Linked DNA regions of Homo sapiens: regions 1, 2, 4 and 5 are each linked to region 3. The links are chromatin contacts, found by Hi-C or POLR2A ChIA-PET in ENCODE. All regions are on one chromosome and are shown on one strand. Each heading gives the region's core, a stretch centred on a gene start or an enhancer-like site at or near the end of the contact. The rest is flanking DNA. Distances are from core to core; before and after follow the strand shown.

Evidence for each region. Hi-C counts contacts between places; a loop is a spot of excess contacts on that map. ChIA-PET counts read pairs that join two places held with the same protein, here RNA polymerase II (POLR2A). Pooled maps may share reads with other maps.
Region 1: a loop to region 3 is called in a pooled map, with 10 times the contacts of the local background. The contact joins the promoter of FAM227A here to the promoter of LGALS1 in region 3. A Hi-C loop is called at or near these places in 2 of 37 single-sample maps with no recorded cell type and 5 of 50 pooled maps. POLR2A ChIA-PET finds 5 or more read pairs at or near these places in 1 of 52 experiments (activated naive CD8-positive, alpha-beta T cell).
Region 2: a loop to region 3 is called in a map with no recorded cell type, with 5 times the contacts of the local background. The contact joins the promoter of CSNK1E here to the promoter of LGALS1 in region 3. A Hi-C loop is called at or near these places in 1 of 37 single-sample maps with no recorded cell type and 8 of 50 pooled maps. POLR2A ChIA-PET finds 5 or more read pairs at or near these places in 2 of 52 experiments (BJ and HEK293).
Region 4: a map with no recorded cell type shows a loop between it and region 3 (8-fold over the local background). The contact joins the promoter of DDX17 here to the promoter of LGALS1 in region 3. A Hi-C loop is called at or near these places in 1 of 37 single-sample maps with no recorded cell type and 6 of 50 pooled maps. POLR2A ChIA-PET finds 5 or more read pairs at or near these places in 1 of 52 experiments (A673).
Region 5: a loop to region 3 is called in a pooled map, with 5 times the contacts of the local background. The contact joins the promoter of MAFF here to the promoter of LGALS1 in region 3. A Hi-C loop is called at or near these places in 1 of 37 single-sample maps with no recorded cell type and 7 of 50 pooled maps. POLR2A ChIA-PET finds 5 or more read pairs at or near these places in 3 of 52 experiments (BJ, GM10248 and activated T-cell).

Annotation. Positions count from the first base shown.
Region 1 is chr22:38,653,409-38,658,712 of GRCh38, forward strand. It overlaps FAM227A (family with sequence similarity 227 member A), which reads right to left and starts at 2,984. Exons shown (of 17, transcript NM_001013647.2): 1 at 2,712-2,984. It overlaps CBY1 (chibby 1, beta catenin antagonist), which reads left to right and starts at 3,230. Exons shown (of 5, transcript NM_015373.4): 1 at 3,230-3,342.
Region 2 is chr22:38,314,220-38,319,701 of GRCh38, forward strand. It overlaps CSNK1E (casein kinase 1 epsilon), which reads right to left and starts at 3,214. Exons shown (of 11, transcript NM_152221.3): 1 at 2,941-3,214. The region is part of intron 5 of TPTEP2-CSNK1E (TPTEP2-CSNK1E readthrough); the gene reads right to left. RefSeq lists enhancers at 483-542, 613-782, 803-852, 4,654-5,482 and a silencer at 2,542-2,931.
Region 3 is chr22:37,673,882-37,679,032 of GRCh38, forward strand. LGALS1 (galectin 1) reads left to right here and starts at 1,755. Exons shown (of 4, transcript NM_002305.4): 1 at 1,755-1,830; 2 at 3,105-3,184; 3 at 4,602-4,773. The coding sequence starts at 1,822. RefSeq lists silencers at 1,558-1,697, 3,218-3,727 and an enhancer at 3,571-4,381.
Region 4 is chr22:38,504,002-38,509,658 of GRCh38, forward strand. It overlaps DDX17 (DEAD-box helicase 17), which reads right to left and starts at 2,310. Exons shown (of 13, transcript NM_006386.5): 1 at 1,950-2,310. The coding sequence starts at 2,236. It also overlaps a transcript of DMC1 not described here. RefSeq lists enhancers at 1,375-2,266, 2,146-2,335, 2,267-3,158, 2,736-3,145 and silencers at 1,586-1,755, 1,786-2,055.
Region 5 is chr22:38,199,636-38,204,759 of GRCh38, forward strand. MAFF (MAF bZIP transcription factor F) reads left to right here and starts at 2,359. Exons shown (of 3, transcript NM_012323.4): 1 at 2,359-2,577. RefSeq lists silencers at 2,186-2,515, 2,576-3,015, 3,866-3,945, an enhancer at 4,881-5,025 and a cis regulatory region at 4,953.

The DNA.
Region 1 (5,304 bases), core at 1,734-4,233, 980 kb after region 3:
TCTTGTTGCCCAGGCTGGAATGCAATGGCACAATCTTGGCTCAGTGCAAACTCCGCCTCCTGGGTTCAAGTGATTCTCCTGCCTCGGCCTCTCAAGTAGCTGGGATTACAGGTGCACGCCACCATGCCTGGCTAATTTTTGTATTTTTAGTAGAGATGGGGTTTCACCATGTTGGTCAGGCTGGTCTCAAACTCCTGACCTCGTGATCTGCCTGTCTCAGCCTCCCAAAGTGCTGGGATTACAGGCATGAGCCACCGCACCCGGCCTGTAATGCTCTTGAATCATCCCAAAACCATCCCCCCCATCCCAGGTCTGTGTAAAAATTGTCTTCCATGAAACTGGTTCCTGAAGCCAAAAAGGTTGAGGACTGTGGATGAAATGATTATTTACTGAGTACCTACCATAAGCAAGCAGCATGCTCATACTCGGGACAGGAAAGTGAACTAAACCAGACTTGGTCCCTGCCCTCAAGGGGCTTACATCTACTGGAGGAGACAGGACAATGAGTCAATTACGTAAATCATAATTATGAGTTATAACTGTCATCACTACTTCAAAGGGAACAACACTGTAAGATGACATAATAGTGTGTTTTGACCATACAAGGAGATCAAGGTGCTAAAGGAGGAGCACAAGTTAATTAGATAAAGGGGAGCAGGGCCGGGCGCGGTGGCTCACACCTGTAATCCCACCACTTTAGGAGGCCGAGGCAGGCGGATGACGAGGTCAGGAGATCCAGACCATCCTGGCTAACACGGTGAAACCCCGTCTCCACTAAAAATACAAAAAACTAGCCGGGTGTGATGGCAGGCGCCTGTTGTCCCAGCTACTCTGGAGGCTGAGGCAGGAGAATTGCTTGAACCCAGGAGGCGGAGCTTGCAGTGAGCCGGATCGCGCCACTGCACTCCAGCCTGGGCAACAAGAGCAAAACTCGGTCTCAAAAAAAAAGAAAAAATGGGGAGCGGAAATAATATGCCATCCAAAATGTACCATCCAAGCAGCGGGAAGTGAGGCTGGAAAGGTAGGAAGTGCCCAGACTGTGCTGGCCATCAAAATAGCACTAGCTACATGTGACAATTAAGTCCTTGGAATTTGGTTAATGTGACTGAATAAGTAAAATTTTAAGGCTGAATGCAGTGGCTCATACCTGTAATCCCAATACTTTGGGAGGTGGGGATGATGTCACTGCACTCCAGCCTGGGTGACAGAATGAGACCCTGTCTCAAAAAAATAAACAAAAGGCTGGGCGCGGTGGCTCACGCCTGTAATCCCAGCACTTTGGGAGGCCGAGGCAGGCGGATCATGAGGTCAGGAGATCGAGACCACCCTGGCTAACATGGTGAAACCCCATCTCTACTAAAAATACCAAAAAAAAAAAAAAAAAAAAAAATTAGCTGGGCTTGGTGGCGGGCGCCTGTAATCCCAGCTATTCGAGAGGCTGAGGCAGGACAATGGCATGAACCCAGGAGGCGGAGCTTGCAGTGAGCTGAGATTGTACCACTGCACACTCCAGCCTAGGCGACAGTGCGAGACTCCATCTAAAATAAATAAATAAATAAATAAATAAATACCAAAAAAAAAATTAGCCTGGCATGGTGGCGGGCGCCTGTAGTCCCAGCTACTTGGGAGGCGGAGGCAGGAGAATGGCGTGAACCCAGGAGTCGGAGGTTGCAGTGAGCCAAGATCATGCCACTGCACTCCAGCCTGGGCGACAGAGCGAGACTCTGTCTCGAAAAAAAAAAAAAGTAAAATTTTTTTAAAGTAAAGCAATAAAAGAATGGCTACTCCATAGATAGAACAGCCAAGAGTAAAATTTTAATTTTAATTAATTCAAATTTTGGCCAGGCGCAGTGGCCCGCACCTGTAATACCAGCACTTTGGGAGGCCGAGTCAAGCAGATCACCTGAGGTCAGGAGTTCGAGACCAGCCTGGCCAACATGGTGAAACGCCATCTCTACTAAAAATACAAAAAATTAGCCGGGCATGGTGGTGGGTGCCTGTAATTCCAGCTACTTGGGAGGTGAACACAGCAGAATCGCTTGAACCCGGGAGGCCGAGATCATGCCACTGCAATCCCAGCCTGGGCAACAGAGTGAGACTCTGTCTTAAAAAAAAAAAAAATTAAATTTTTAAATGGAAGCAGTGCAAATTTAGAAATACTGATTATATCTTGAAATAGTAATGTTTTGGACATATGGAGTTTAAAACATTACTCAAATTAATTTCACTTGGCTTTCTTTTTTACTTTTTAAAAAATGTGGCTACTAGAAAATTCCAAATCACATATGTGGCCTGCTTTATGTTTCTATTGCACAATGCTAAGCCAGATTGTGAAGATTTTAGTTCTAGGACATGGAAGTCTCCCCTCTTTTAATGCAGGGTGGTGTAGTTGGAAGAGAACTGCGCTTGGAGTCAAAGACCCCTGGGTCCTGCCCCTCACTGGATGCCCTGATACACCCACTAGGCAGCCGGTAAACTCCTTGAACGGCCTAAGTTTCTGCACTTATCAGACGGAACCAATAACACACGCTTTTAGGACTCTAGGAGATCTGGAGTTGATTCTCCAGTAGTTCTCTGTCCCTTCCTCACAATGCAACCTTTAAGTAGTCCCTGGGCCTCAGCTTCCCTTGCTTGTAGAAGCCGCCATAACGGCACGGGGAGGGGGCAGGCTGCCAGAGGTGGGTCATGGTGCGTCTGTCCGTCCGTCTTACCTGAAAGCATCGGCGGAATTTGACGAACCCGGGGCCGGTCCCGCCACGGGTCCCTCAGGGGACCCCGCAAAGTTCTGGGTCGGCCCCCGACAGCCGGTGCCCCCAAACTCACAGCAAGGGGTGCCCTTTGCCTTGTGCTGGGGGATGAGGAGGGGAGTTGGGGAGAGGCCCATTTTGCTACTCTGAGTCCAGGCGTTCTCTAGGCAACGCCGGCGCGGTCTCCACTTTCCCGTTTAGCATAACAATGGAACCTTCGTGAGCCGCCGCGTTGTCCGCGAGATGCCGTTTCTATGGTGACAGCCGGGCCGGGGGCCCAGACCAATGTGTCAGTGGAGAGGGTGAATGCAGGTCCTGGTCCTAGAGGCATGAAAAGGACCCCAGAAGACACTGCCTTTGTATAATCCGTTTGCTATCCCGAGGTGATTCACGGAGTTTCTGGGGATTGGCGCAGGCTGGCGCTGGGAACCCCCGCGCCGGTTACCCCTTTCCTCGGTGGTAGAGGCCGGGCGGGGCAGCGCATGCGCGTGGCGGGCAGGCGGCAGGAGGCGGGTGGGTCAAGGTAACTCTGGGCTACAGAGTCCTTGCTGGGGGTTCGGGGAGCGCTTGGACCCCGGCTTCTGGGACGCGTCAGGTACGTCTCCGAGTCCGGCGTCGCCGGCCAGCGCTGCCTGGGTTCACTCGGGGGCCCGAGCTGAGTAGGACGTCCGGGCCTCGCCTGGAGAGAGGCTTCAGGAGGGCCTGGGGAAGGGGACGGAGGCCGGGCGACCCCGGGCGGTGGCCGCCCTCCTCTGTGTGTCTCCGCGGTTGTGAATTGGGGCGGTAATTCCTCCCCGTAGGTCGCCGTGAAGATGATTGCATGAGATCGTGCGTGTGAACGTTTGTTGACAGCTGTTACTTGAGTCCGACAGCCCTGGGGGCCGTGCATCTGCGTAACATGGCTACCTCTGAACTCCTTGGGGGACACGTATATCTTTGAGAATCCGATGAAAACCAGAGATTCCGCCCTTGTTTTCTTAGAATTAAAGTAAGATAATATATTTTATGGCCTGTTGCAAACGGAAAACCTTTACACAATGATTAGTGATTAGTATCAGTATCTGTGGACTGGGAAGGCTCTACTTACTCGATCCTCTTCCCAGGGTCGTTGTGAGGATCAAGTGCACAGCTTCCTATAAACACTAAAACACTATAACATCTTGTGAGCCAGGTACTATTATTATTCCTCAGTGCAAAGAAAGAAGCCGAAGTCCAAGGGGGATAAATGCTGGGGTCCCACTGTGGGTGAGCCGCAGAGTGATCATTGGAAGCCAGGTGCTCCCCCTTCACTTCCTGTGTGCGGAGCACGCTCGCCCTGGGAGTTTCACTAGAAAGAAGGTTGCCATGGGCCAGTGGGACAGCTTGTATCTCAAGTGCACGCGGATGCCCCAGAATCCCAGGATCTCAGCTGAGCTGTTTGTGGATTATTAGATCTGACTTAAAAGGTAGCTAATCCAGACCCTTCCTCATCTGTAATACATGGATGACAGCTCCCAGCTGTAGTGTTATGAGAATTAGTGCGGTCATGAGTAAGGTGCCCAGTTAAAGCCCGAGAAGTAAAGCAGCTGGGCCAAGGTCTAGCAGGCAACTGAAGGGGAGAGCCAGGCCCCTAAACTTGTTGTGTCCAGCCCATGTGCTCAGGCCCAGTGCAGTTAGCATCAGTGGGGACTTGACTTATTTCTCCTTCTTCAAATGTCTCTAGATTTTAGGCATGCTGGGGGCTGCTTCTTAACTGTGTTTTGTTTATTTTGTTCATAAGTAATACATGAATATATTCTCATTGTAATAATTCATTAAATCTCGAGTATATTTAATATAATTTTATATTGTACCATATGAAATTGTCACAATTTGACCTTTTTTTAACCTATAAAATGACAAGTTCATTCAAGTCAGTCATCCTATTCCCTTTTTCAGGTTTAACCACTATGAACAGTTTGGTGTATCCTTCCAGATCTCTTTCTTTCTTTTCTATTTTTTTTTTCTTTGAGATGGGGTCTTGTTCTGTCACCCAGGCTAGAAAGCAGTGGTGCAATTTCAGCTCACTGCAACCTCTGCCTCCTGGGTTCAAGCAATTATCCTGCCTCAGCCTCCTGAGTATCTGGGACAACTGGCGCACACCACCACACCCGACTAATTTTTGTATTTTTAGTAGAAACAGGGTTTCACCATGTTGGCCAGGATAGTCTCGATCTCTTGACCTCGTGATCTGCCCAACTCGGCCTCCCAAAGTGCTGGGATTACAGGCATAAGCCACCGTACCTGGCCTCTTTCTTTTTTTTAATACACACATATATTACTTTATTTTATTTTATTTTTTTTTGAGATGGAGTCTGACTCTGTTGCCCAGGCTGGAGTGCAGTGGTGCGATCTCGGCTCACTGCAAGCTCTGCCTCCTGGGTTCACACCATTGTCCTGCCTCAGCCTTCTGAGTAGCTGGGACTACGAATAGATGGGACTACAGGCTCCTGCCACCATGCCAGGCTAATTTTTTGTATTTTTAGTAGAGACGGGGTTTCACTGTGTTAGCCAGAGTGGTCTCCATCTCCTGACCTCG
Region 2 (5,482 bases), core at 1,964-4,463, 640 kb after region 3:
GGGGTCCAGTCCACCAAGGCCAGGCAGAGCCACCAGGAACTCGAAAACCTGCATTCTCGAAGACCACATTCTGCAGGTGTCAGGTGGCCCACAGCCTGCACTCCACACACCTGGGGAACAGCTAAGGCAGGCTGAGGACAGGTTTCAGTGTGGCCAGAGAGGAAGCAGCCAAGCAAGCATGTCTTTGGGGGATGCTCATTCAGGGGCCCCTCAAAAGAAGCTTCTCAAGGGATCACAACGGGCATCAGCCCTCTTACACCTCCTACCCCCCAGGCTCCCACAGCCTGGCCTGGTCTTCCCAAGTACTGCCCCTGCCCAGAGGCCAGACCTCGCCAGTGCCCAGCACGCCTTGCAGGAGAAAGTCGCATCCCCTACTGGGGGGAAGGCAGAAAAGAATGCCCTCGACCATCCACCTTCCAGCCACCTCCCCATCTCTACGTCATGACACCAAGACCTCACACGGAGGCCCATAGCCGCTTGGATAAACTGTTTGGAGCTGGCGTCCTTTAAGACTAGGAGGGTCTCCTAAGAGGGCCCTCATAGAACAACAAAGGGGACTGAGCCAGGGTTTTAGCCGCCTGCCCCGGATGGGTGGGAGGAGGAGTTCTGATGTGAGCAGCTTCTCTCCTTCCTCAGGGCCAGGGGGGAGCCCTCTGCTCTGGCCTGGGGCAGAGGAGGGACCCCTCTGCTCTGGCCTGGGGCAAAAGTCCGGACACCCTGTTCCTGGTCAGCAGAGGAGGAAACTGAAGGCCTGGAGGCAGTGCTGCCGTGGGGACAGGGACCAGGGACTGCAGTAAACAGGGGGAGGGGTGTTTACAAGAGGACCAGCATCAAGGACTAGCAAGAGGGAACTCCTTTCACAGACAGGGTACTCAGGCTCACAGAGGCCATGCCACCTGTCCCACACCACCCTGCAGATGGTACAGCCTCGCCGAGGACAGGGCTCCGGCTGTCCCACCTGGTGGTCTCCCACACTCACAAACAGGGCAAAACAGGAAGACTGCAGAGCAGCTGTGCTGGCACAGAAGATCAGCCCCTTGCCCGTGCCAAGTGCTGCCCCCAACAACCAGGCCAGCCTGGGAGGGAGATGGATTCCAGGGACAGTGGGCAGATCCCAGGAGAGACAGGGAACCCCGGCACCTGGCTCCCAAGGAGCTCACCAGCCCTCCACCAATAACCACGAGGCAGGGACCTCCACCAGAGCTGGCCAAACTCTGGGCTCTCAATCAAGGGCCGCTGCCCATATGCTTGGCCTGTCTCAGCTGAGGTGCCACGCTGCCAGGGGAACACAGTCCACGTTTGCAGGAAACCCACACGCCACACATCCCACGTACACACACGTCCAGCTTCCCGAGTGTGTACACTCCAACGGAAGAAAGAAAAGCAGGCACACACAGTGAGCCCTGTTGGGGGGTAAGGGGGGGTGTGCACGCAACCCCCCCCCAACACCTCAGTCCACTTTCTGCCAACACCAATTCAGAGACCACACATGGCAGCCAGGAAACCCGCAGGTTAGGAAAGGAACATAAATATACCCGCATCCTATATTACATAAATACCCACGCCGGGTTATATAAATACCCGTGCCCTCTGTCTGGGTGTCTTACATAAATATACTGCACATGACCCCCCAGTCTCTCCCCACTCACCGGCTGTCTGCAGAGAACGAGAGCGGGAAGGGGCAAGCCCTTCAGGACCCCCTGACTGCTATGTGCCAGCCACCCAGACCCCCAGTCGCTCCCCAACACCCCAGGGGTCCAAGGTCCCTGGGGGAGCCTAGACTGTCCCGGCACCAATACCCAAAAAGCCTCCCAGAGGAGAGCAGAAAAGCTTCATTCAGGAATGGAGAGGCTTTTCAGTTCTTTTGCTGCTTCTCCCATGGGGGAGGGGGGGAGATAAACAAAGTGGGGGGAAAAGTGGATATAAAGGTTCAAGAGTTTCAGCAGGTTAAAAAAATTAGACAAACTACCAACCAGCATGGCACACGGGCAGTGCTTCTTACTCCCCGAACACCATCGCCTACCCCTGAGCCGGGGCCCTTGTCCCTCGGACGATTAAAATAAAAATTGAAGGGACATCATAGAAACGAAGGCAAAGGAGACCCAAACACAGGCATTGCTTGGAAGCAACTTGAGACACTTGTGTCCCCTTCTCCTCTCTCCAAATCCTTCTCCAGGAAGGAGGCTATGCCAGGAAGAAAATATGCAAGAAAACTAAGGGAAAAGTTGGGGAGGGGGCTCACCCCACTTCGAGTTAGGGTATTAACAAGAGCTTGGGAATCCTCTAACGACACCCAGACACTGTTTTGCGTTCCTTAGAGACTTGCAAGACATCAATCTCTCACACAAAAATGGGAGAATCCGATCCGACAAATAACCCCCACCCCTTTCTTTCTCTCCACAAAGAAAAACAAATCAGTGGCCTGGTGACCACACACCTCTTCACCTTAGGACCCCCAAACGCCCGTCATCCAACGAGCGGGCGCAGCCTTGCGAACCCCCAGGTCCGGGCGCCGGGGCCGGGAGAGCAGGGGGCGCCGGTGATTGTCCGATGAAACGCTACGCGGGCCCGAATCAACAGTATCCGGCGCCCAGCACCCCAAGCCCCCTCCCTCAGCGTCCCCAAATCACAGCCGGGGTGGCCGCCTGGCCGGCCGGGGCCTCGGAGGGCCCAGCGGGGGGAAGCGGAGGCAGGCCGGCCGGGGGGCCTCCCCCGCGAGCCTGCAAAATAACAGGCCCCCTCCTCCTCGTCCCCAGCCGCGCCTTTGTCCTCGCCGGGCCGAGCGGGCGGCGCCCGGGCTGCCCCCCCTACACCCCAGCGCGAACGCGCGTGTGTCTGCCCTCCCTTCCCTCCCTCTCCAGCAAAAACAAAGAGGCTGAGGGAGCCCGATTCCCCCCAGGTTTGCACCCTTCCGCGGGCCCGCGGCCCCCCGATATTTACCCCGCCGGGAAGGCGCCGATGCCGGGCCACTGCTCGGGGGGCTGCCGCGGGCGGGGGCGGCCCGCCGGGGCGGATGCCGGAGGATTCGCGGAGCCGCCCGGCGCGCCAGCCTCTCCCGGCCCAGCCGCCGCCGCCGCCGCCGCCGCCGCGCTCCGCTCGGCCCCGGCCGGGCTCTGGCTCTGGGCTCTCGCCGCCGCCGCCGCCGCCGCCGCCGCCTCCCTCCTCCCGGCCTCCTGCCCGCCCGCCCGCCCCCGCCGCCGGCTCGCGCGCTCTCGCACCGCGCGCGCCCGCCGGCTCCCATTGAGCCCCGGGCCCGCCCGCTGATGTCATCCCCGGCCCGCCGCCGCCGCCCCGGAGGATTTAAAGGGCCCGCGCCCTCCGCGCTGGGGGCCGCAGCTGCGAGACGCAGTTCCCCAGCCTCAGTGCAGGCGCGCGGGCTTACGCGTGGGGGTGGGGGAGCACACAGATACTGACACCCTAATGCAGTCCAGGGCACAGGTGGAAAAGACGGGGTGCGGGGGGGACAGAGGGAAGAGGAGGGCGCACAAAAAGCGGAGGTGAGGGGATGGGAGGGGAGGGTCTAGACCCAAAGTCTCCTCTCCCCGCCTGCCAGGATCTCTCTCCTCTCCAGGCAGAGCACTGGGCCCCTGCGAAAACAGGCGGCTATTCACGACACTGCAAAAGATGTTAGACTGCTGGAGGCTCAGTCCGCCTCCAGGTTCCGAGTGCCGCAGAGAACACAGGCCAGGTTGATTCAGGGCAAGAGATTTGAGGAGACAGCTAGGGATGTCGACACAAGGCCCAGAAAGGTAGCCTGGGCTCATACATTCTCCTCCCGTGGAAAAACGAAGGGCAAAGACCTCTTCTTCTTTTCCCTGAAGCTCAAACTGTGATGGGCACAGAGAGGACCCCTCAGATCCCAACCTCATTCTCCCCTGTTGAAGGAGGGGTGCCACAAGTACCAAAGCACCGACACTTGAGTCTGGGCTCCGAGTGGTGCACGTTTAGCCAAGCCACCTCCCAGCTCTGAGCTTGGGTTTCCTTAAACAGCAAATGGGAGGAAGGACCCTGTCCTCCCCAGGTCACAGAATTAATAAAAGCTTCTACCGGCATGCAGAGCCGCGATGAAAGGTTGCAGAACAAAGTCATTAAAGTGATGATATTTACACTGAGCCATGCAAAGCTTCCAATTATGACACACCTATATTCACACAGTTGTGACTGTGGACACGCAAAATGCCTGAGGCCCTGCGTCCAATCCCGGAAGCACAGTTCCTGGGAGGAGTCACTTCTATAATAGCCGTATCTTCCCTCCTCGAGGCTGAGGGACTGAGTCACACACGTGTCCAAACGGGCAGGAGCCCCACAGACTAAGTCCTTTCGCCGGCCAGGAAACTGGCCCAGAGAGGGGAAGGGCTTTGCCCAGGACCACAAAGCCCAACAGGACAGCTCTGTTCTCCCAGCGATCACCAGGAAACTGGGTCTATCTAGAGCCCATTTCCAAGAGCAGGAGAGTGAGAAGCCTCCTCCCAGGAGGGCCTGCCTTCAGTGACACCTTTGCCAGAGCAGGGGGTCACCAGCCAGGTGGTGGGCTTTACTTGGCCTGCGCGGTGCTTTCTGTTGTTGTTTTGTTAATTAATCCCCAAAGTTTTTTTTTTTTTTTTTGCTTTTTGTTTTTGTTGGTTTTGAGATAGAGTCTCGCTGTGTGGCTCAGGCTGGAGTGCAGTGGCTCAATATCGGCTCACTGCAACCTCTGCCTCCTGGGTTCAAGTGATTCTCCAGCCTCAGCCTCCCTCCTGAATAGCTGGAATTACAGATGTGCACCACCACACCTGGCTAATTTTTGCCCAGGACCACACAGTATTTTTAGTAGAGACGGGGTTGGCCAGGCTGGGCTGGAACTCCTGACCTCAAGTGATCCGCCTGCCTCGGCCTCCCAAACTGCTGGGATTATAGGCGTGAGCCACCATGCCTGGCCACTCCCCAAAGTTTTAAAACTGGAAGATTTCATATTTCAGATCCAGATTCCCTGTTTCTCTGGGGGCATTAGGAGATCCGGTAACTCTGGGCCCAAGTTCTCAGCCGGCCTGAGCGCCACCCCACCGCCACCCATTTTGTTTCTTTCCTCACATGAGCCCAGGCAGAGAGGCCTGGGCACAATTGAGCAGGGGGTGAAGTCTGCCCCTGTGTCCTCCAGTCCTTACCACCCCTAACCTTCCAACCTGGGCCCTGCTTCCCAAAGCCCTCCTCTTCTTCAGCACTTTCAAGGCAACCAGCCCTGGGAGAGGAGGTTATTTGTTATCTCATTTAATCCTCTCAAACAACAACAGATTACACTGTATTCTTTCAGAGAAGGAATCAGGCTCCTCCCAGTGCTTGCCTAAGGGCACAGATCAACCTCTCCCTTAAACTGGGCCTGGCTGGAACAGACCCCCTGCCCCTTCCTAACCCAGCCAGATCGCCAGGTCTGACTGCAGCACGTTCACGTTCTCCCCTCTGCATTCAGGACTTGTAACCACACCTCCCACCCCAGCACCCCCAC
Region 3 (5,151 bases), core at 505-3,004:
TGGTGGAAAGCCAGGCACTTCTCCGCCTACCCTTCACGACCCACCTCCTTTACTCATGCAGCCGCCAGCCCACCATAGCACTTTCTCATGGCTTCCCTTACAGCCATCATCATCTACTTCTTTTTATTTTTATTTTTATTTTTTATTTTTTTTAATTGAGACTGAGTTTCACTCTTATTGCCCAGGCTGGAGTGCAATAGACTGATCTCGGATCACTGCAACCTCTGCCTCCTGGGTTCAAGCGATTCTCCTGCCTCAGCCTCAGGAGTAGCAGGGATTACAGGCATATGCCACCATGCCCAGCTAATTTTGTATTTTTAGTAGAGATGGGGTTTCTCCGTGTTGGTCAGGCTAGTCTCGAACTCCTAACCTTAGGTGATCCGCCCGCCTCGGCTTCCTAAAGAGCTGGGATTACCGGCGTGAGCCACTGCGCCCAGCCCATCATCTACTTCTTAACGTGGTTGTGGTCAGATTCCACCCCAACTATGCGCTCCTTGAGAGTGGGGACTGGGAGGGGTTCAGCTTTGAATCCTCAGAGCCCAGGGCCAGGTACATAGTAGGTGCTCAGTAAAATACCTGCTGAACACTCAGGGAAGGGAGGGCTGTGCCGGGCCTCAGAGGAGATGTTAAGAGAGCAGACAGGGTGGCCAGGCATGGTGGCTCACACCTGTAATCCCATTACTTTGGGAGGCTGAGGCGGGTGGATCAACTGAGGTCAGGAGTTTGAGACCAGCCTGGCCAACGTGGTGAAACCCCGTCTCTACTAAAAGTACATAAATTAGCCGGGTGTGGTGGTGGGGGCCTGTAGTCCCAGCTACTCGGGAGGCTGAGGCAGGAGAATCAGTTGAACCTGGGAGGCAGAGGTTGCAGTGAGCTGAGATCACGCCACTGCACTCCAGCCTGGGCGACAGAGCGAGACTCCATCTCAAAAATAAATATATAAATAAATAAAAATAAAAAAGAGAAAGGACAGGGTGCACAGAGCCAGGACCCCACCCCCTCCTGGTCTGGACCACCCTGGGCCATCTCCTAAGCTTGACACTCTCAGGCCTGAGGCTGTCAGGCCAGGGCGCTTTGACTATCCCCTGCCTGCCCCTGAACGCGGCCAAGCCCGAGGCCTTAGCCAAGCCCTGCAGCCTCAGGCTTGGCGCCCGGCCCAGCCTTTCTTTAGCCTTCCCGAGGAGCCAGCGAGAGAGCGCTGCAGCAGCCGCAGTCCTTGCTTCCGGGGAAGGCCCGGGTGGGGCCAGGGCCTGTGGTTAAGTCAGTGGCCCTCTGCAGACGCGCACGCAGCAGGAGCCACGCCCTGGTCCCTGCCCGGGAGTGGCCTGGTCTCCCCCAGCTCTGATTCCCTGAAGGACCCTGCACCTCCTCAGCCATCTTCTCTGGGCACCCCCTGAGCCCAGCCTGCTGGCCACAGGCCCCTTCCCGCCAACTTGTGGGCCTAGCTCATCATCAAACTATTTTCCACTGGCTTCCCCCAATCTCTGCCACAGCACAATTTTGGTGGGGAGGTGGAGAGGGATGAAGGAGAATAGGAGGTGGAGCTTGGACTCTGGCCGGGGGCGGCGGGGTGAGGGGGGGCAGCAGCTCGCCACTCTGATTGGTCACCTCTGCTCCAAAACTGGCTTCAAAATTCCACGGACTCCGCCCCCAGTGGCCCCCAGCCCTATCCTGACTTGCAATTGGCTGAACTTTCAGGGGGCGGGGCTCACCCGGTCCGGTCCAGTTAAAAGGGTGGGAGCGTCCGGGGGCCCATCTCTCTCGGGTGGAGTCTTCTGACAGCTGGTGCGCCTGCCCGGGAACATCCTCCTGGACTCAATCATGGCTTGTGTGAGTGTGGGGACCCCCCCCCAAGGTCCAGGGGATAGGGCAGGAACTGATGGCCAGAGGAGAGCTGGGCAGATCGGGAGCAGATTCTAGCCCCAGCTGTGTGGCCTGGAACCAGTGCCTTCTCTTTTCTGGACCTCAGTGGCCACATCTGTAAAATGGGGGTGGGCGCCATGGTCCCTCAAGGCCTTCTCTGCATTGATAATTGTCTGGATTCCTCCAGGGTCTGAAAGCACAGTTATTTCTGCCCAGGGTTGACATTCTGCAGCTCTCTGAGAAGTGAGCGTGGGAAGGGTGTGGCCAACTGGGGGACACCCAGGCCACTATCCCTTTCCCCCTCCTCCACCCCAAAGAGCCTCCTGTCCCCTCCCCCCTGCAGCTGTCCCGGTCACCAGGCCAGGGCAGAGTTACCCTCTGCTCCAGAGAACGCTGAAAAGTTGCCAGGACCCGAGACAAGCTGCCCAGGATGGGCCCTTCTAGGTCGGGGGTGGAGGGTGGTTGTGTCCAGGCTGGTGGCGGGGGGGGCGGGGGAAATTCCCTTCCACCACCCCCAAGCTGGGAGGTTGGGGTGGCAGGGAGGTGAGAATCTTCCTCGGGCCCCAGGGAAAGGGTTCAAGTTTCTGGCAGAAGAAACCACTCAAACCAGTTAACTCTTGCCCACCCACTCGGGGTGCCAGGGAACAGCAGTGCCCAGCAGTTTGCTCAATCTTGTTAACCCTGAGCCAGCCCAGCCACAGCCCGACTGCAGGGCTATTCTCCCTAATGCAGAGAGGCCGTGTTTTTCAGGGTCTCCTCTCTAGCCCCTGGGCCTCTTTGCAGAGAGGGGCTTGAAGGAGAATAGTGGGGTCGCCCGCCCCTAGCCACTTCCTCTCCAGCAGAGGGGCCGGCCCCTCCATTCAGTGTGACGGTGGGCCAAGTGTCGGCCCCTCCCCAGCCTGATCCTCTCCATCTGCGATGGGACAGAGCACCCCATCTCCCAAGTCACTCTTGAGTCCAAAATTCCCAAGCCAATCTGCAAAATCTTCTAGAGCCTGTCTTCTAGAACCTTCACGTTACAGACTGAAGCCAACCCCGGTGGGAATAGGGACTTTCCCAGGACCACATAGACAATCGGAGGCTGGAAATTACAGCTCAATCCTTTCCCCAGGCTTCCCCTTGGCTTGGTCAGAGGATGCCGGGCGGGAACAACCCCACTCCCACCCCCAGCCACCCCCGGACACTTCGAGCAGTGGAGGCCTTGTCCTCTAACCCGGCTGGGCCGGGGCTTGTCTGTGCAGGGTCTGGTCGCCAGCAACCTGAATCTCAAACCTGGAGAGTGCCTTCGAGTGCGAGGCGAGGTGGCTCCTGACGCTAAGAGGTGAGAAGTGAAGTCGGGGTGGTGGGCGGCAGGGACGGGCTTGGTCCAGCAGGGAGGGCGTGGCCGGCCAAGCCCACATCTCCTCCCTGGCCGGGAGCGGGTTAACGGCCAGCCGCCGATGCTGCGTTTTCTGGGTGACTCACTTCCCCCGCAGGGTCTGGGCGCCCCCACCGTTGCCGCCCCCTCCCCCGCTCCCTCCCTGCTGTAGCCTCTTAAACTAAACCAGCTGCAGCCTCGTCATCTGTAATACCTTGACTCCCCCGCCCCCACCCCTTTCCGGTCTGGGCGGGACCTGTCGCTGGGGAGGGCGGGGAGAGGAGTGGGGCGGGCGTCACCGCCGCCTTCCCCCTGAGTCCCTCCTTCCTGCGTCTGGTCATTCATTCATTCACTGGCTCAGTCCGGTCCTTCTTCCTTCACTTCTCATTCACTCAGACGGCTGCCTTATTTTCTCGGCAGTTAGGTGACCTTGGACCAGTCAACCAACCTCACCTAGCCTCAGTTTGTTAGAAAAACAAGGGGGGAGGTGGTTGTGTGGAGGAAGTGAGATGCGGCTGGCGCAGTGACAGTGAGGAGGATGAGGATCAGCTGATATTGTTAAGAGCCGCACACTTCTCATGCACTAATTTCATTTCAACCAAACCCTCAGAGGCAGGTATTGCTATTATCACCACTCAACAAATGTATTTATTATTTTATTTATTTATTTATTATTTTATTATTTTATTTATTTATTTTTTGAGACACAGTCTCACCCTGTCGCCCAGGCTGGAGTGCAATGGCGTGATCTCGGCTCACCACAACCTCCGCCTCCCGGGTTCAAACGATTCTCCGGCTTCAGCCTCCTGAGTAGCCGGGATTACAGGGGCCCACCACAACGCCCAGCTAATTTATGTACTTTTAGTAGAGACGGGGTTTCACCATGTTGGCCAGGCTGGTCTCGAACTCCTGACCTCATGATCTGCCCGCTCGCCTCGGCCTCCCAAAGTGCTGGGGTTACAGGCATGAGCCACCGTGCCCGGGAGTATTATTATTATTATTTGTTAATTCGCCCCATAATTACTAAGCATCTTTTTCTGGTGTGCCCCACTTGTGCTGGGCACCGGGAATACAGAGATGTACAAGACAGGACGGGAGGTCACCATCTGGAGGGAGTCACTGACCTTGACCAAACGGGCTAGGATGCTAATGACTTCAAGAATCAAGCGAGCCCTCCTGTGCAGCCCCCATTGTACAGATGAGCAAACAGGGGAAGAGGGGCAGGAGCAGGTGGCATGGCCAGAGCTAGAATCCAGGTTTCTTGTCTCTGTTAGTGAGTTCTTCCAGCAAGGTGCGTTCATGGGATACTGAGTGACAGATTAGTCGGTCAGTGGGGCTGGAGCTGGCCGAGGTGGCCTCATGCCCACCCGTTACCCCCCAGCTTCGTGCTGAACCTGGGCAAAGACAGCAACAACCTGTGCCTGCACTTCAACCCTCGCTTCAACGCCCACGGCGACGCCAACACCATCGTGTGCAACAGCAAGGACGGCGGGGCCTGGGGGACCGAGCAGCGGGAGGCTGTCTTTCCCTTCCAGCCTGGAAGTGTTGCAGAGGTGGGCTGCAGACCGGAACCGGGGACCAGGGACAGGGGCTGGGTGGGCTGGGGCGGGGCTGGGTTAGTGACTAGAGACCTTGGCCCTGCCTGCTCTTTCCCCTCCCCTTCCCTCCCTTCCTGTGTGATGGCCAGTGTCTGCCCCTCTTTGAACCTCAGTGGTTGATTACAATAAAACGAAGGGGAAAAAAAAAGGCTGGGCTTGGTGGCTCATGCCTGTAATCCCAGCACTTTGGGAGGCCGAGGCGGGCGGATCACCTGAGGTCGGGAGTTCGAGACCAGCCTGACCAACATGGAGAAACCCTGTCTCGACTAAAAATACAAAAAATTAGCTAGGCGTGATGGCGCATGCCTGTAATCCCAGCTACTCAGGAGGCTG
Region 4 (5,657 bases), core at 1,060-3,559, 830 kb after region 3:
TTCCTTTCAAATAACTTATTAAAGCATATATATGGTGAAAGGAAATATTAAACCAAACACCAATGGTAAAGAAATAGAACACTATTAGTAACTTGTAGCCCCTCTATGTGCCTATTTCAAGCTTACAACTTTCACCCTAATAACCACTACCTTGAATTTTGTTAACCACTCCCTTTCCTATCATATTTGCACATATCCTTAATTAAATGTGTCACCCTACCACAACGTGCTTTTTAACTCAACACTTCTGTGACTTATCCACATTAATCCAAGTTCTTTTCTCTTTTTCACGGCTGATTCAATTGTACGAATACCCACAATTTATGGAGACATTTGCGTTGTTTCCAATATCCTGTTAGCACGAATGCTGGTATATAAACTTTTCTGTACAAGGATCCTGGGGTACCTGTGCAAGGATTTCTCTAGGCATTACAGTCTAGGGTATAAAGCTTAGGGAGGAATTGCTGGGTCGTTTTCAACTTTCCTAGATAATCTCAAGTTCTTTTTCTAAGTCAATGAACTGAAATTCACTTCTAAACTTAGCAATACTGTCACACGCGAAGCAAACATTCCACCTCTCATCCTCTAAACAATGAGATAAAATATTTTCCTTCCTAATAAGGTATAAATCAAAATAATTTTGTAAAAAGTGGCAACTGAAGTGCTTGAGACTAGTAAATCCAGCAGTTGTGGATCTGAACCACAAAAGACAAAAACGTTTGGAGAAAATATCGTTAACAGAGCGCCTACTACAGTGAGACTATTACATCCATTATCTCTTAATTCCTGACAACACAGCAAAGTAAAGGCAATTATCACGTTCCTCAGAGGAAACAGGCTCACAAAAGGTAGGATCTTGACCAAGGTCACACACACACATATCAAGTGGCGTCACGTAACTCTTTGGGGAAGCGGGGGGGTCGGGGGAGACGGAGTTTCGCTCTTGCCACGGGCTGGAGTGCAATGGCGCGATCTCGGCTCACTGCAACCTCCTCCCCCCGGGTTCAAGCGATTCTCCTGCCTTGGCCTCCCGAGTAGCTGGGATTACAGGCATGCGCCACCAAGCCAGGCTAATTTTGTTATTTTTAGTAGAAACGGGATTTCTCCATGTTGATCAGGCTGGTCTCGAACTCCTGACCTCCGGTGATCCGCCCGCCTCGGCCTCCCAAATCGCTGGGATTACAGGCCTGAGGCACCACGCCCGGTCCACAATACCAAGAACTTTCTAGCGAGGCAGAATAGTTGACGCTGCAGTCCAATTAGAGAAAAAAGGCTGAAATATTAAGATTAAAACTAAAGTAACGACCCAAAAACCCATCCTTCCCCCAAACACGGTCATTTAGATGGCAAGCAACTCCACTGCTTTACATCCCAATGCATTTCCTCCGACTTAAAATATAACTGAAGAGAATTAAAATCTATTTCTAAAAATGAGAAGTTGGTCTTTTCGTCTCCCGTGCCTTAAACAGTGAACTCTGGGGAGAGAACGTCAAGGGTGCCATTTCGTGTAAGGCTTTCCTGGGCTGAAGTGTTCTCTCAGGAAGATCCGCGTTTTTCAGATGAACGCCGAGGCCTGGAGACATCGAACAGCCCGCCCGAAGCGGCCCGGCTCGAGAGCCGGGAAACCAGGCGAGGCGCCAAAGCCCGGGCCTGGGCTGATGCGGCCAGGCCGCCCCTCCCGATCCCCCGCGGGGCTGGGATGGGGCCGGGCCGCGCCACGACGGCCGTCCGCACGGAGAGGCCCAGCGTCGCCAAGCGGCCGCCCTCCTCGGGTCCCGAGTGACCCCGGGGCCGAGGTCCGCGCACGAAACCGCTGTCTCGCCTCGAGTCGCCTCCCCTCGCCTCCCGGGTCGAGAGCAAGGCTCCCAGGCTCGCAGTCCGCCGGGCCTCCCCAAGAAGCAACTCCCCCACCCCCACGCCAGGCCTCTCCTCTCCTCCCCCACCCTTACCCTCCACGGTCACGATCCCGGTCCCGGTCCCCAAAGCCTCCTCCGCGCATGGTCCCAAAAGGATAGAGATCTGGGAGCGGGGCACGGATGGCCGGGCTCGGGAGGGCCTGCGGCTCCGGTCTGGTGACGACCGATGGCGGCGGCGCCTCCGCTGTTGGGGCGGCGGCAGGCGCAGCGCTCTCTCGCTCCGACGCGCTGTCTCCCGTCGCAGACGCCACCGTCGCCGCCTCTCTCGTCGGAGACGGGAGCAAAACACAGAGAATCGGGGCTACAAAGCCGGTGGGCAGGTTTGGCTACGCTCAAACCGGGCAGTGCCGCGGTTTAGGCGTCTCCTTCCTTCCCAGCGACTGCACAAAATGGCGGCCGCCGCTGAGTCGGCTCCAACTTAACGCTGCGTACGGCGGAGACGATACGTAAACAGCGCCTCGGAATAGCCCGAGGGCTCCGCGGGGAACTACGGGTATTCTTGGAAGCACTTTACGTCAGTTGCGACGATGGGTGTATTTTGCGGTCTGTACAAGAAAAACAAAGTACGGAGCGAGCGTAGAGTTCTCGCGCCACCCGAACTAGAACGTGGGATGAGGTGGGAGGAAGCGCCTCTGGTGCGACGTAACATTCTTTGCGTCGTTAGCCGGCCTGCTGTTGCTAAGATGCGCAGTATGCGTAACGCATTCTGTTTAGAGAATAGAGGATTTTGCCTGATTCCGATCTCGGTACAGACCCCGCGGCCGGCTTGAAGAAGTTGCTTTGCAGAGACAATAACCGTCCTCCATATTGTTATCAAGTTTCAGAGTCCTCTGGCGCCAGAGGCCGGGAGGGTCTTAAATTCCGTGGCTGGCCTTCCTATATGGCGCCGCCAGCCCTCTCGCCCCACCGCCCTGGGCCCGCTGAGAATGGCGGCGGGCCCCGGCGCCATTTCCTTTCCGTTGCCTTTCGCTGCTCTGTCTCCGGCAGCCATGATGGAAGAGCCGTGTCCCTTTCTTTCCGGAGTTTGTGAGGTGGCGATGTCCCTTCCAGGTTAAAGTGCCCTCAGCTACATTTGGTTCACACTGAGGTGCATTTTCTGAACCGTATATTTTTACCGTCCCTGGCCGAGCACAGCTGTTGCTAATACAGAAACAAAATGTGCTTGGAGGCCAGGCATGGTGGCTCACGCTTGTAATACTAACACTTTGGGAGGCCGAGGCGGGAGGATCACCTGAGTCCCGGAGTTCGAGACCAGCCTGGCCAAAATGGCAAAACCCCGTCTCTACGAAAAATACAAAAATTAGCAGGACATGGTGGCGGGTGCCTGTAGTCCCAGCTACTTGGGAGGCTGAGGCAGGAGAATCGCTTGAACCCGGGAGTCGGAGGTCGCAGTGAGCCGAGAACGTGCCACTGCACTCCATCCTGGACGACGGGGCAAGAATCCGTCTCAAAAAAAAAATTGCTTGGAGCCCCAGTGGACTCCGTGGGCCCTTTGCTGCCGTTGAACGGCGCTCCTCAGAAGGCCCGGAGAAGACCCCAGCACTCTCAGGAGAACAAGGTTTCAGAGCGATGGTCTTTAGACACAGAAAGGGCGAAGGCTAAGGACAAGTGTTTAACCAGGCTAGTCCACGTTCTCCGCTCAATTCCTTCCAGACTGGCTTCCCTCTCCTTACCTGCTTCCTGTCGTCTCAAACTGCATTTTGAAGCCCCGCAAGCTTGGCCAAATGGCGTCACACGACTGTTGAGCTGTTAGGGCCCTCGAGACGGGCCCATCTAACGTCTCAATTCAACAGATGGGTAGAAGCGGGGAGATTTGGCCCCTCAGTGTGGGTGCTGAGTGTTTGTTTCCCAAATTTTTGGGAACATAGCATAAGAAAAGGAGCTTCAAAAAGAAAAAAAACATGGACCACTGATTTTTCTGTGGTTATGTGTTCTTTTTCCCCAAGTACGTTCTTAACATTGGCAAGTGAACCTCTTAAAGTGATTGAGACTCGCCTGGGTCATATTCTTTTTCTTTTTTTTGTCTGGAGTGCAGTGGCACAATCTCGGCTCACTGCAACCTCTGCCGCCCGGGTTCAGGCAATTCTCCTGCCTCAGCCTCCCGTGTAGCTGGGATCACAGGTGCTTGCCCTCGCACTTGGCTAATATTTGTAGTTTAGCTGGGGTTTCACCATCTTGGCCAGGCTGGTCTTGAACTCCTGACCTCGTGATCCACCCGTGTCGACCTGCCAAAGTGCTGGGATTACAGGCGTGAGCCACCGCACCGGCCTGGGTCATGTTCTTTTATTTACACTGTTAACCTGCCCCAATCCTCATCATCTCTTGCCTGGATGACTGCGCTCGCCTCTTTTTAATCTGCCTGCTCCTGTCCTTGCTCACTCTGAATTTATTCTTCACACTGCAGTCATAGGGGTCCTTTTATTATGTCACTTTACTTAAAATTTTCCAGAGGTTTCCACTTGAAAGAAAAGACAAAGGCCTTACAGTGGCCTACAAGCCCTTGAGGATGCAGCCCTCTTCTGTCTTTCCTCCTTGTTCTACTCTAGCCACACTCGGCCTCAGGGCCTTTGCACTCGCTCTTTACTCTATGTCAGCAAGGCTAGATACCTCAGTTTAGGTCTGTGCTCACATGTCACTCAATCAGGGAGGCCTCCCCAGAACCCAATGCAACACTGCATAACCTGCATACTCTCCTCCTTCACAAGTACACATGCATTCTCTCTTTTCCATTTTTCTTTGCTTTCATTTGAATTAGTAACTGCTTGACATAAACACTTTTTGTCTCCCTCCTAGAGCGTAAAATCTGTGAGTGCAGGAACTTACTTGTTCACCACCGTGACCCAGTGCCTACCTGGCACAGTGCCTGACCTTTTAGCCATTCGACCACGCCATACCCTTGTCCAGTGAGTCTGTGACTGTCCCTTTGTGTTTCTGGGCCAACTGACATCTCAACGGCTTTTGTTTTTTGAGACAGAGTCTCGCTCTGTCGCCCAGGCTGGAGTGCAGTTGGCTCACTGCAACCTCCGCCTCTTGGTTTCAAGCGATTCTCCTGCCTCAGCTTCCTGAGTAGTTGGGATTACAGGCATACGCCACCACACCTGGCTAATTTTTGCATTTTTAATAGAGACAGGGTTTCACCATGTTGGCCAGGCTGGTCTGAAACTCCTGAATTCAGGTGATCTGCCTGCTTCGGCCTCCCAAAGTGCTGGGATTACAGGCGTGAGCCACCTTGCCTGGCCTTTGTCATCAACTTTTATTTTAATTCTGGGGTACATGTTCAGGATATACAAGTTTGTTACACAAGAAAACGTGTGTCATGGTGGTTTGTTGCACAGATCAACCCCTTGCCTCGGTATTAGGCCCAGCATCCGTTAGCTATTCTTCTCGATGCTCTCCCTCCGCCGACCCCCAACAGGCCCCAGTATGTGTTGTTCCCCCGCTCCATGTGTCCGTGTCCTCTTCTGGGTCTTTGATAGTCTTCACTGATGCTTTCTGCTCACGCTCAGATAATCTGCATTTTCACGTAAGATAAAATAATCATAGAGCAGAGGCAGCAGTCAGCTATGTGTTTGTTTCAGGCGAGCAGAGGGATGACTTTTTAGTTTTGTCCTTTGTCCTGTGCTTGTGATGGTAAACCATCAATGTACATTGTCGGGGTGAAATTCAACGGAACTGTTTTAGTGTAAAGATCTTGGAGGCCCACAAGGAATTTCTTTGTGGGCAAATTGTGAGAGGCCTATG
Region 5 (5,124 bases), core at 1,109-3,608, 530 kb after region 3:
AATTAGGAGGGCGCGGTGGCGGGCGCCTGTAGTCCCAGCTACTCGGGAGGCTGAGGCTGGAGAATGGCGTGAACCCGGGAGGTGGAGCTTGCAGTGAGCTGAGATCGCGCCACTGCACTCCAGCCTGGGGCAACACAGCGAGACTCCGGCTCAAAAAAAAAAAAAAAAAAAGGAAAGTGGGGATCCTTACTGGTGATCAGGGTGCCACATAGAGGCCTACCCATTTGGAGAGGCCCTATGCCCTCCACAGTGGAGTAAGTGCCATGATGTCGGCTTCACAGGAGGGACTGTGGGAGCGATGGAATTTCAGGCAGTGGGAACATCATGAGCAAAGGAAAGCAGGGGATGAACAGCAACATCCACCCCGCACGTGGCCTCCAAAGCCATCTCTTTTGGGTGGGGCTTCCCACCACGGCGCACACCCCTCATGTTTATGTGGCCCTCCTCCCCTGGTTGCGATGTACCCCCAAACATCTGGGCCAGGAATCATTCAGACCTGGATACCAATTCCAGTGCTTGTACTTCCTAGCTGAGTGAATTTAGAAAGTCACCTTCACCTCTCTGAGCCTCCAGTCATGTATTCCTTCAACATGTATTTACTGTGGGCCTACTATGTGCCAAGCACTACTCCAGGCACTGGGCAGGCAGTGGTGAACAAGATAAGCCTGGCCAGGCGCAGTGGCTCATGTCTGCAATCCCAACACTTTGGGAGGCCGAGGTGGGTGGCCTGAGGTCAGGGGTTCAAAACCAGCCTGGCTGGGCATGGTGACTCACCTGTAGTCCAGCTACTGGGGGGCTGAATTCCTTGAACCTGGGAGGCGGAGGTTGCAGTGAGCCAAGATTATGCCACTGCACTCCAGCCTGGGCAACAGAGTGAGACTCTGTCTCAAAAAAAAAAAAAGAAAAAGAAAAAGAAGCAAGGCCTGCCTTCATAAAACATACATTCTGGTTGGGGAAGACAGACAATAACCAGCACTCACATACATAAATGATGAAACACCCTACAGAAGTATTAAGATAATATAAGAACAAATTTCAAGGCTGGGTGCGGTGGCTTGCGCCTGTAATCCCATTACTTTGGGAGGCCAGCGTGGGTGGATTGCCTGAGTCCAGGAGTTTGAGACCAGTTTGGGCAACATGGCAAAACCCTGTCTCTACAAAAAAAAAAAAAAAAAAAAAAAAAAAAAAATACAAAAAATGAACCTAGCATGGTGGTGTGTGCTTATGGTCCCAGCTACTTGGGAGGCTAAGGTGGGAGAATGGCTGGAGTCCAGGAGAAGGAGGTTGCAGTGAGCCGAGATTGTGCCACTGCACTCCAGCCTGGGTGACAGAGTGAGACCCTGTCTCGAAAAAAAAAAAAAAATTCAGAGGTGAAGACTGCTTTAACCAGGGTGGTCAGGAAATGTCTCTCTGAGGCAGTGACATCCGGGCTGACGTGAAAGATGAGAAAGAGTCAGGCAAGTGAACAGAAGACCAGACAGCCAGTGCCAAGGGCCTGTCGCAGGAATGAGCTTGGTATGTTTGGGGGACAGAAAGAAGGGCACTGTGGCCGAAGAGCAGTGGATGAGGAGAGAGTGGCCAAAGAAGGTGTGTAAACAACCTGAGCTTTGTTTTGAGAAGAACATTGGCTGGTATAGAAAGAAAGACTTTGGAGGCAAAGTAGGGAGCCTCGGAGGCTGCTGCCATTGTCCGGGTAAGCTGATGGTGCCGAGACCAGGTGCCATGACTGGAGGTGGTGAGAAATGGTCCTATGCAGGAGACCTGGAGACACCGCTAGCTTGAGTCCTGAGGTGGGGAGGAAGGGAGAGGGAGGGATGGAGCCAGGCTCCAAGGTTTTGGCTTGAGCAGCTGAGATGGGGTGGCAAGGGAGCAGAGGTAGGGCTGACGATCAGGAGCGGGTTTTTGGGCCGAGTCCTCTGCAGTGCCCATCTGACACCCACTGGATGCGCAGAGTGGGCAGCTGGCTATGAGTCTGGAACTCAGAGAAGCTGTTCGCTCCGGAAATACAAACCTGGGGCTCATAGCCATATAAATGTCATTTAAAGCCACGGGACTGGATGAGATCATTAAGGCAGAAGGTCTAGGTCGAAAGAAGAGGGCCAGGACCACTACCTGTAAAATGAGCCAATGACACCTACACCCACGGGGCTCTCGCGAGGTGTCACGTGAACGCACCCAGCGAGCCCTGGAACCAGGCAGAGAATCGCGGCAGCCCCGGGGGCGGGGCTTCCAGGGGGCGGGGTCATACGGGGGCGGGGCCGAGGGACCAAGCGGCCGCTCCTGGCCGGAGGGCGGCCGGGTCGGTGACGTCACCGCATGACTGGGTTTTTATGAATGAAAGGAATCCTGTGAGTGAGTAATTCCGGGAAGCTCGCCTTACAACTCCGCGCGGCCTCGGCCCCCTGCGCCGCCCGCCCCACAACAAAACTCAGCGCAGCGCTCCCGGGCGCCCGGTTCAGAGCGACCTGCGGCTCAGAGCGGAGGGGAGACTGACCGGAGCGCGGATCGGGACAGCGGCCGGGACAGCGGCGAGACGCGCGTGTGTGAGCGCGCCGGACCAAGCGGGCCCAGAAGCGGGTGAGGAACGCGGGACCAGGAGGACGGTGCGCGGGACCCCAAGGCGGCAGGGTTTCTGCGTCCCGGGATGCGCCTGGGGTGGGCGCCCGGGCCCGATCCGTCGGGGCTCCCGGAGCTCCATCGCCCGGACGGCTCGGGGCGGGGAGAAGGGAGCGGCCGTCCCGGGGACGCCGAGGACGGGGCCGAGGCCAGCTCGGGGGAGTGGGGGTGGAGACGGGGCCCCTTCCCGGGGCGCGGGCGGGTAGGCGGCGGCGCCGGGAGGAAGGGGCAGCGCAGGCCGGCGATCTCCGCGTCCGCCCGGCGGGGGCGGGGGCGCTGTGCTCCTACGTGACTCGGTGGGAACAGGCCCTGGCCCGGCGCCCGCGGGCGGTGCGTGCGCGGTTTGTTTACGTCCGAGGGCGGGCGTGTGTTCCCTGGCGGGCGGCCTGGGTATCCTGCCCGGTGCGTGCGTGCGCTGTGTACCTCGGGGGCGTGTGTGCGTGTGTTGTGCTTGTGTGTGCGTGTCCGCGCGCGCGCTCCCTGGGGCCTGTACACCAGCAGTGTGTACCTCGGAGAGGGCGTGCCCTGGGCCGGCCACCGGAGTAAACGCGGAACAAGGACCCGAGCGAAGGAAGCGGACCCGTGCGTCTTCGCACGGGGTCTGGGAATTCTGGCCCGGGCCGCCCCAGTCCTACTACCCGGGGCTGTCCGTCCCCGGCTCTCCCCGGAGTTTCCCAGGGCCTCCGCCACGTGACCCCAGTGTTTGTCTCCCGCCCAGAGCCCGCGCCCGCAGCCACAGGGTGGGGCAAGGTATCAAAGACCCCACCCAGCTGAGCTAGGAGTGAGGGATGTGAGCCACCCCCGCTTGGCACCCCGGTGGATCTGGTAACAAAGTGAGTTGGAGCCCAGGTTCTTGTCCCCAGATTTTGGGGCTTCCTGGGGAGGGAAGAACCAAGGGACTCTCGTTCGTCCCCAGGGTTGCCCATCCCCTCAGTCCCATGAGAACAGGAAGGGCCAGAAAACCTTGACTGCAAGGGTGCGGCGCAGGGAGAGGACCACAGGCTTTTAGCTAGTCCGGGTTCTGGAGGCTGTACCTGCTAGGTCGTGGAGGATGGGGCGGAGCCGGTTTCCGCTCTCCTGGTAGTTTCAGTTCACAAGTGGGACTGGTGAGACTAGACTGACCTACAGCTGGACGCCGGAAGCTAGCTGAGGCTCTGAGCCAGCCGACAGACCCCGAGTGCCCTCACCCTGGGCCAGGCAGGGTCAGTAGGCATTGGGGATAGAACTCTGACTGCACGGAGGGTTAATGAGTGAGGGGTGGGGCCTGACCTAGCCGCCACCCACCCACTCACCCAATAGCCCTGCAGAAAGCACCTGTTTGTCGTAGCCGCCTGCAGGATGGGCTGGGGGCTAGAGATTCCTTGGTCTTAATCCACCTTCCCCCTCCACCCACCCACCCACGGTCTATGGAATTGTGGGAGGGGAGCAATTGAACTTGCTAGGGTGAGGAACCAATGATCTTTTGACTTTGGATCTTTGAACCCTGGGTGAGCTCTGCTACAGCAGCCCGGACCCTCAGTATTCCCATCTACCACTGGGAACTAGGTAACAGCCAGGATGGCAGGATGGTGGGTAGAAGGGGGAAGCTCTGGAAGTCTGTGCAGACAGCGTATTTTCCAGGTGAATTGTGGAAGAGAAAGCAGGGCTGACAGCCCCATGCCAGGAGCTGGGGGTACCCAAGAGTAGGTGGGGTTTGAGTCAGGAGGGTTGGGGCCAGGAGCACAGGAACCAGACAGGCCCACCCTCAAAGCTGGGCAGGAAACATTACAAAGTAGGGCCTGGGGTCAGGGGATGAGGGGAAGTGGCTGGTTGACTCAGTCCCAGATGGAAAGTTAGCACTGAGAAGTTTAACTTCCCATTGAATCACCCCTGGGCCCTGCATTGCCATTGGGCCCTTGTCCTGGACCAGATGCCAGGGATGAGATGAACAGACCAGATCCAGAGACTGCCCTCTGGGAGCTTATAGCTCAGCAGCGGACACAAACTTGAAAAAAGATCCACAGAAGTAAATGCAAAACACAGCTTAGATGGGTGATGTGAGGGAGAAGTCACTGTGGTTTGAAAGTACATAACAGCGCTCTGACTTAGCCAGGGCAATCAAGGAAGGCTTCCCTGGGGAGGTGACTAGTGTGCTGAGTCTGATAGAGTGGTGGTTGTCTGTGAAGCCCTTGAAGGCAGGAGCTGTGATTCACTTCAGGGTCTCCAGGGCCCAGCACAGAGCCTGGAACATAGTAGGTGCTTCTTGGATGTTTGCTGATTGAATGAATGAGCCCTGGATCCCTGCCCTCTAAGAGCTCCACAACACATGGAGAAAAAGGCCTGGGAACCCCAGAGAAACAGGAAGCCAGGGCAGGGGCTGGGGGAATCTTGAAGCAGTCTCCCAAAAGCGAGCAAATCCTTCAGGACTCAGGCAACTTCCTCCCTCACACACACAGGCATGCACTGCCCGCTTGTCCCTTTGGGAAACATTCAGGGATAGTAGAATTTGCTGTCTGTTCATTCATCTGT